2 separate regions of the Homo sapiens genome follow, and region 1 is linked to region 2. A link is a loop called in an ENCODE intact Hi-C map of the cell type or tissue named here. Cell type or tissue: GM12878. All regions are shown on one strand. Region 1 overlaps SRGN (serglycin). Region 2 overlaps HKDC1 (hexokinase domain containing 1).

The links. Hi-C counts contacts between places; a loop is a spot of excess contacts. Peaks named below come from ENCODE experiments on the same cell type or tissue, not always from the same donor. Only the 100,000 strongest peaks of a DNase experiment are listed, where the experiment ranks them.
Region 1: a loop joins it to region 2, with 6 times the contacts of the local background. A loop is called at or near these places in 7 of 110 quality-filtered maps.

The regions. Positions count from the first base shown.
Region 1 is chr10:69,091,611-69,095,610 of GRCh38, forward strand. All of the region lies in intron 1 of SRGN (serglycin), which reads left to right. Among named protein-coding and RNA genes, the nearest start is that of SRGN, 5.5 kb to the left of the region's middle. In GM12878, CTCF peaks have their summits at 1,878 (motif pointing left) and 2,609; a DNase peak (open chromatin) is centred at 1,861; H3K4me3 peaks cover 2,761 bases; H3K27ac peaks cover 1,551 bases.
Region 2 is chr10:69,220,715-69,224,714 of GRCh38, forward strand. The region is part of intron 1 of HKDC1 (hexokinase domain containing 1); the gene reads left to right. LOC101928994 (a long non-coding RNA gene) reads right to left here. Exons shown (of 5, transcript NR_120648.1): 3 at 2,453-2,511; 4 at 2,163-2,311. Among named protein-coding and RNA genes, the nearest start is that of HKDC1, 2.4 kb to the left of the region's middle. RefSeq lists an enhancer at 3,704-3,873 and a cis regulatory region at 3,789. In GM12878, a CTCF peak has its summit at 1,675 (motif pointing left); DNase peaks (open chromatin) are centred at 1,757 and 2,157; H3K4me3 peaks cover 391 bases; H3K27ac peaks cover 1,784 bases.

The sequences.
Region 1 (4,000 bases), 130 kb before region 2:
GCTCACGTCTGTAGTCTTAGCACTTTGGGAGACCGAGGAGTGTGGATCACTTGAGGTCAGGAGTTCAAGACCAGCCTGGCCAACATGGTGAAACCCCCATCTCTACTAAAAATACAAAAATTAGCCAGGCATAGTGGCATGCACCTGTAATCCCAGCTACTCGAGAGGCTGAGGCAGGAGAATCACTTGAACCAGGGAGATGGAGGTTGCAGTGAGCCAAGATCATGCCACTGCACTCCAGCCTGGGCGATAGACTGAGACTCTGTCTCAAAAAAAAAAAAAAAAAAAAAAAAAAAAAGAAAAAGAAAAGAAAAGAAAAAAAAAAGAAATTAGTATATTGTGATTATGTTGAGGGAAAAGTTAGTACCATAATATAAAAAGGTATGGACTATTGGAGAAAGTTGTTTGCTTTGGTAACATTTACTCATAGAAAGTATTTTGGTAAAGCAGGACTCAGGGTGGTGGGGGAGGTGGGCAGTGAGGGATAGGATTCAAATAAAAACCATTCTTTCCCTTGGAATCCACTACACAATTAACCAACAAATCCCATAAGTGGACCTTTTAGGAAGATAACATTTCTATCCATGAGCATAGCCACTATAATCACAAGACATTTATCTCAAGCAAGATAGAGTCAAGATACTCTCACAACCTCAGGGGCTGGAACTGTAAATTTTCACATCCTGCCAACACCCTTGAATAGCTATGTCAAGAATTTAGTGTCTGTAACTTGTTCTTTATTTTAAAGTACATTTAACATCATCGGCCCCAAATTAGATAGGCTTTTGGAGTGGGATCCCTTCTACTTTTGATTTCTTTATAAAATTTTAAAATAGCTTTGTTGAGATAGTGTTCACATACCATACAGTTCACCCATTAAAAGTGTTCAATTCAGTGATTAGGCCAGGTGTGGTGGCTCATGCCTGTAATCCCAGCATTTTGGGAGGCCAAGGCAAGTGGATCACTTGAGGTCAAGAGTTTGAGACTAGCCTGGCCAACATGGTGAGAACTTGTCTCTACTAAAAATACAAAAATTAACTGGGCATGGTGGTGTGCACCTGTAATTCCAGCTACTTGGGAGGCTGAGGCAGGAGAATCACTTGAACCTGGGAGGTGGAGGTTGCAGTGAGCTGAGATTGCACCACTGCACTCCAGCCTGGATGACGGAGCAAGACTCTGTCTCCAAAAAAAAAAAAAAAAAAGTGTTCAATGTTTTTTAGTATATTCACAGAGTCATGCAACCATCACTATAATTGCTTCTAGAACATTTTCATCATCCCCCAAAAGAAAGCCTTCGTTACGAATTTTAATTAGCTGAGATTCTGAACTCTGGGGGAATTTTGTATTCTAGAAATATTTTTTACTAATATGCTACAGTTGTATTTGTCATGCTGGTGAAAAGATGTGGTCTTTCACCTGGATGCTTTCTCATTAAGCATTATTTTTCTGTTTAGCTTCCTGTGTGAGCAAACATTTTCTCAGCTTGATACTCAGTGCATCAGCGGCTTGCAGAAGAGACTGCCTAGGCCTGCTCTGTCCAGTACGGTAGCCACAAGTCACTTGTGGCTACTGAACACTTGAAATGTGGCAAGGCCAAATTGGGACAGGCTGTGAATGCAAAATATACAAGATTTGGAACCCTTAGTATGAAGAAAAGAATGCAAAATATCCCAGTAATAACTTTTACATTGATGATATGTTAAAGGACAATATTTGAATATGTTAGGTTAAATAAAATTAATTTCACCTGTTTCTTTTTACTTTTAAAAATATGGCCGCTGGAACATTTAAAACTCCCTATGTGGTTTGCTTTGTGTTTCTATTGGACAAAGTTGGTCTAGACAGTACAAGGTGTGAAGACACCGCCCTCTGCTGGAGAAGATGCTGGATTTTTATTTCACCTACAGGAAGAGACGTCTAAGTAGCAATTAGATGCTAAACTAATGCTGCCTCAGGAAAGAATCAAAAGAGAAAGAGTGAAACCAGGCCGGGCGCGGTGGCTCACGCCTATAATCTCAGCACTTTGGGAGGCCAAGGCGAGGGGATCACGAGGTCAGGAGATCGAGACCTTCCTGGCTAACCCCGTCTCTATTAAAACTACAAAAAATTAGCCGGGCATGGTGGCACGTGCCTGTAATTCCAGCTAGTCGGGAGGCTGAGGCAGGAGAATAGCTTAAACCCAGGTGGCGGAGGGTGCAGTGAGCTGAGATGTGCCACAGCACTCCAGCCTGGGCAACAGAGCCAGACTCTATCTCAAAATAAGGAAAAATAAAAAAGAAAAGAAAGAAAGTCCATAAATTGAGACTCCTAGAGATACTAAATGGTAGAATGGGAATTTGAATTTAAATTTATAAGATGTTCACTCTCGGAGATCATAGGTCATTGTTGTCCTCCTCCTTTTCATGACAGGAACTAGCAATGAAGAGCTCTGACTATGTGCTAGGTACTACTCTGAGAACCTAACATTTGTATCTCCTTATTAACTCTATTACTGCCCCATCCTACAGATGAGAAAATTGAGGCACAGGAAGTTTAAGTTGGCCAAGATCACACAGCCAGTAAGGGGCAGACATTGAAAGGTCATTTTGCCTGCCTTATCCCCAGCCTCCAGGCAGTGGCAGAGTTAGCTCATTTTGGACAAACAGCTCTCCCAGACCAGACATTGTAAGCTATACTCAGGAATCATAGGAAAGATTATGATAGAATAATATATAGTTACAAAGAAAAGAAAGAAAATCCAATGGGAGAATATTTACTGTTTTCTATATTAAAGTGTTTAATGTTTATGTTTTTAGAGGAATATTGTTTATTATAGCAATTTAGAAAACAAAATGAGAAAAAAAATCACCAAAGATTCTACCTCCAGTTATTTTTGTGTATTTCCTTCCATTTTTCCCCCCATGTCTGTTTATATAATTGAAACTATTATTCATGCAAAGAGGTATTCTGATTTTCTCAGTTATTTTTATTTATTTTTAATTTTGTAAATAAACTTTTTTCTTCTGAGACAGTCTCGCTGTGTCACCCAGGCTGAAGTGCAGCCGTGCAATCTTGGCTCACTGTGACCTCCCAGTCTCAAGCAATCTTCCTGCCTCAGCCTCCTAAGTAGCTGGGACTGCAGATGTGTGCTACCACATCCAGCTAATTTTTAAAATCTTTTTTCTCTTTTTTGGTAGAAATGGGAGTCTCTCTATGTTGCCCAGCCTGTATTGAACTCCTGGGCTCAAGTGATCCTCCCACCTCAGTCTCCCAAAGTGCTGGGATTTCAGGCATGAGCTACCACACCCAACCTAATTTTTATTTTTATTTTATTAAAAAAAAAAGTTTTTGCCTACCCGCCTCTCACCCTCTCACTCATTTTTAAGTATAGGTTTTTCTACAATGCCACATTGTCTTTTCCATAAAAAGTACTTTCGGCCGGGTGTGGTGGCTCACACCTGTAATCCCAGCACTTTGGGAGACTGAGGCGGGTGGATCACCTGAGGTCAGGAGTTCGAGACCAGCCTGGCCAACATGGTGAAACCCCATCCCTACTAAAAATACAAAAATTAGCTGGATATGATTGTGGGCACCTGTCATCCCAGCTACTCGGGAGGCTGAGGCAGGAGAATCGCTTGAACCTGGGAGGCAGAGGTTGCAGTGAGCCGAGATTGTGCCACTGCATCCCAGCCAGGGCAACAGAGCGAGACTTCATCTCAAAAAAAAAAAAAAAAAAGTACTTTTCTTCATTTGGTTAGTATTCTCTTATGAGTTGATGCCTTGTAATTTATCTGAATGTTTTCCATTATTTTGTGGTGAGCTTTAAAACTACCCTTCCTGACTTTCAAGAATCCTAGACATGCTCCTTCTTGCTAGGTAATTATTAGTTGCACTCATTAGAATAAAGTATATGCTTGGAGTGGGGAGGAGATGAACTTTTTGAAGGGCGGTGAAGTATTTCTCACCACCAGGCCTTTGTCTTTGCTAAACTGAGGAAGGAAGATTTTATTTCATTAGCTAA
Region 2 (4,000 bases):
CTTCCTGGCAGGTATTGGATGCGGAAGCGGGTGAGGAGGGTGTTTGGAAAGCTTGAAGAGGATTGTGTTTGCTGTAAGGGATGTTTGCTCGGAAAGGCCACAAAGGCGAGGAGAATCATTTTCAAAGAAGTTTTAAGAACTGTTGGAGCAGAAGGCTGGGCGCAGTGGCTCACGCCTGTAATCCTAGCACTTTAGGAGGCCGAGGTGGGCGGATTACCTGAGGTCAGGAGTTCGAGACCAGCCTGGCCAACATGGTGAAACCCCGTCTCAACTAAAAATACAAAAATTAGCTGGGTGTGGTGGCGGGCACCTGTAATCCCATCTACTCGGGAGGCTGAGGCAGGAGAATCGCTTGAACCCAGGTGGTGGAGGTTGCAGTGAGCCGAGATCGCGCCATTGCACTCCAGCCTAGGGGACAAGAGTGAGACTTCATCTAAAAAAAAAGAACTGTTGGGGCAGATCTGTTTGTTCATGTATTTGAAAGCATATAAATGTGGGCAGCAAGAAGGTGTGAGTTGCAATAGACAGTAATTGAAATATCTATTATTGGCACCTGCTATTTGCCAATGGTACACTATTCATGGTGTGCATTATTTTGTCACTTTGCTCAGGGAACTTGTCTACAAAATTCATTCCAAAGTGGGCTGGTTAAAGGTTGCCAAGGGTCAACAGGAGGGAACCAGGGTTCTTTCCAGGCAGCTAAAATGAGCCCAGTCTGCTACTCTGGCCACACCGGCTGGCTGTCACGGCCCTGGGCAAAAAGCATCTCTCAAAGTGCAGATGACAGAAGTCCTCCTAGCAGGAGGACTTAGCCAAGGTCACCAAGTATTTAGGATGGAATGAGGATTAAATCCAAGTTGGCTGACTCTTCCTTCAATGCTTTCTGCTGTGCCATGACTCCCTCCTGCTTTACAAAATGAATAAGGAGGCCAGGCACCGTGGCTCACGGCTGTAATCTGCATACACTGGGAGGCTGAGATGAGCAGATCTCATCTCAAACTTGAGGTCAGGAGTTTGAGACCAGCCTGGGCAACATGGAGCAACCCCATCTCTACAAAACATGTAAAAATTAGCCGGTCATGGTGGTGTGTGCCTACAGTCCCAACTACTCGGGAGGCTGCGGTGGCAGGATGGCTTGAGCCCGGGAGACTGCGCTACTGCACTCCAGCCTGGGTGACAGAGTGAGACCCTGTCTGAAAAAAAAAGGAAAGAAAAGAAAAAAAAAGGCCAAGGATGGTGGCTCATACCTATAATCCCAGCACTTTGGGAGGCCAAGGTGGGTGGATCACCTGAGGTCAGGAGGTTGAGACCACCCTGGCCAACATGGTGAAACCCCGTCTCTACTAAAAATTTAAAAATTAGCTGGGCGTGGTGGAGTGCGCCTGTAATCCCAACTACTCAGAAGGCTGAGGCAGGAGAATCCCTTGAACCCGGGCAGCAGAGGTTACAGTGAGCCGAGATCATGCCATTGTACTCCAGCCTGGGCAACAGAATGAGACTCCGTCTCAAAACAAAACAAAGAAAGAGAGAGAGGAAGTGTGGCCCCTTACAGCCCTCAGGTACTTGGTGGGATAAACTCCCACTAAATTCTATTCATTTAGAGAGTTGAGTTAGAGGTTGTAGCAAATTTAAAAACATTATAAAGCAATCACTTGTTGATTAGATTCAGAGCCCTCTACTGGCTACTTAAGGAGGCGCTGCCTAGGAATCCACTTTCTTTTGTTATCTGCTTAGTAAAGGCACAAGTTGCACCATGTCTCTCCCACCCCCAAGGGGGAGCCTTTGGAACCCTGAAACCTTTGATTCTGCAAACTTATTTCATTTCCTTGGGCTCCTTTGTGTTGGTTAACCTTTTGTACCCTAGGATCATGCGGGACATGTTTGTCCAACAGCCCTGGTGCAGGCTCAGGAGCACCCTGTGATGGGAAATGCAGCCTCTGCTGATGGGCTCCAGGTCCTTCTGGAAGGACAGTCAGCCTTTTTCAATGCCGGGAGCTGACCTCCCTCTCCCTGTGGGAGGCGAGAAAGTTGGAAGCACTTTTATAGCCACCTTAAGCAAGTGCCCCAGGAAGTCTCTGGGGTAGTGTGGGAGACTGGTTTATGGCTGCTGGGCTGAGTCATGGTTCTGAGAACACTCCTCCCAACACGTGGTGGAAACACACCTGGTCAAAAGGCACAGCTCGTTTCTCTGCGGTCAGGCAGTGAGTCCCCTTCTTCGTCTCTGTGCTTCCTGCCTCTAGAATTGTCCAGATCCTGGGCCAGCGGTGCCTGCAAGGGTTACTACTGAGACCCTGGAACAATTTCTAAAAATCTTCCCATACCAGCATGGAAACAAAAATAAAACAAAATGAAAAAAACGAAAATAGAAACCACTCTGACAGATTCTTTTCCAATTCAATATATTGACATTATTTGACCTATTGATAGCACCAGGCCAGACCTGGTCACTGACCTGCAGATTGTTCATCCACAGGAGAACTGGGAGGTTTTCAGTGTGTATTTTTCATGGCTCTGTATGTCAACATTACAAAAAAGTGGAAATGTTACTTGTAATTCCACCTTTAATTTACTTTTAATCTCAAACACTTTCATATTTGCTGGGTGGAAGCCTTCCTAGTTTTTCTTCATCCTGTATGTTTTTAGTTATGTTTATAAGGTACATACAGTTCTGAACTGCTTCCCTCACTTACTGTTACAGTGTAACCACTTACATAGATTTCTTCATTATCATCATAATTATCATTACAATGTCTTCTTAATATCCAATCAAGTGGATATGCCATAATGTAGTTAACCTTTTCCTCTTGTTGGACATTTGGATACTTTCGAATATCCAGAGTTGTGTAACCATTACCACAATCTAATTTTTTTTTTTTTTTTTTTTTTTTTGAGACGAAGTCTTGCTCTGTCTCCCAGGCTGGAGTGCAGTGGTGCGATCTTGGCTCACTGCAACCTCCGCCTCCAGGGCTCAAGCGATTCTCCTGCCTCAGCCTCCTGAGTAGCTGGGATCACAGGCCGCACCACCACGCCCAGCTAATTTTTGTATTTTTAGTAGAGACAGGGTTTCGCTGTGTTGGTCAGGCTGGTCTCGAACTCCTGACCTCGGGATCCGCCCGCCTCGGCCTCCCAAAGTGCTGGGATTACAGGCATGAGCCACCATGCCTGGCCTCATTTGGATACTTTCAAAAACATTTTTAATAATTAAAATATTAGGCTGGATGAAGTGGCTCATGCCTGTAATCCCAGCACTTTGGGAGGCTGAGGCGGGATGATCACTTGCCTCCAGGAGCTCGAGACCAGCCTGGATAACATAGAGAGATCTGTCTCTACAAAAAATGCAAAAATTAGCTGGGCATGGTGGCACATGCCTGTAGTCCCAGGTACTTGGGAGGCTGAGGTGGCAGGATCACTGGAGCCCGGGAGGTTGAGGTTGCAGTGAGCTGTGATTGCACCATTGCACTCCAGGCTGGGCAACAGAGCAAGACCCTGTCTCAAAAATAAAATAAATAAAATAAAAGTATTGTTATGTTAAACCTTGGTAGAGTTTTAGTTTTATTTTTATTTATTTATTTTTTATTATTATTTTTAAGATGGAATCTCGCTCTGTCACCCAGGCTGGAGTGCAGTGGCGCGATCTCGGCTCACTGCCAGCTCTGCCTCCTGGGTTCATGCCATTCTCCTGCCTCAGCCTCCGAAGTAGCTGGGACTACAGGCGCCCGCCACCACGCCTGGCTAATTTTTGTATTTTTAGTAGAGACATGGTTTCACCAGCTTGGCCAGGCTGGTCTCGAACTCTGACCTCAGGTGATCCACCCGCCTCGGCCTCCCAAAGTGCTGGGATTACAGGCGTGAGCCACTGCGCCCGGCCTTGGTAGAGATTTATGGTTCTCCATAGTCAGGATTATTTCCTGAGAATAGGTTCTGGAAATGAAAGCCCTGGGTCAAAGAGCGGAATTTTTTATGACTCTCATTCCTAATGTGAGACCTTTGGACTAGACGA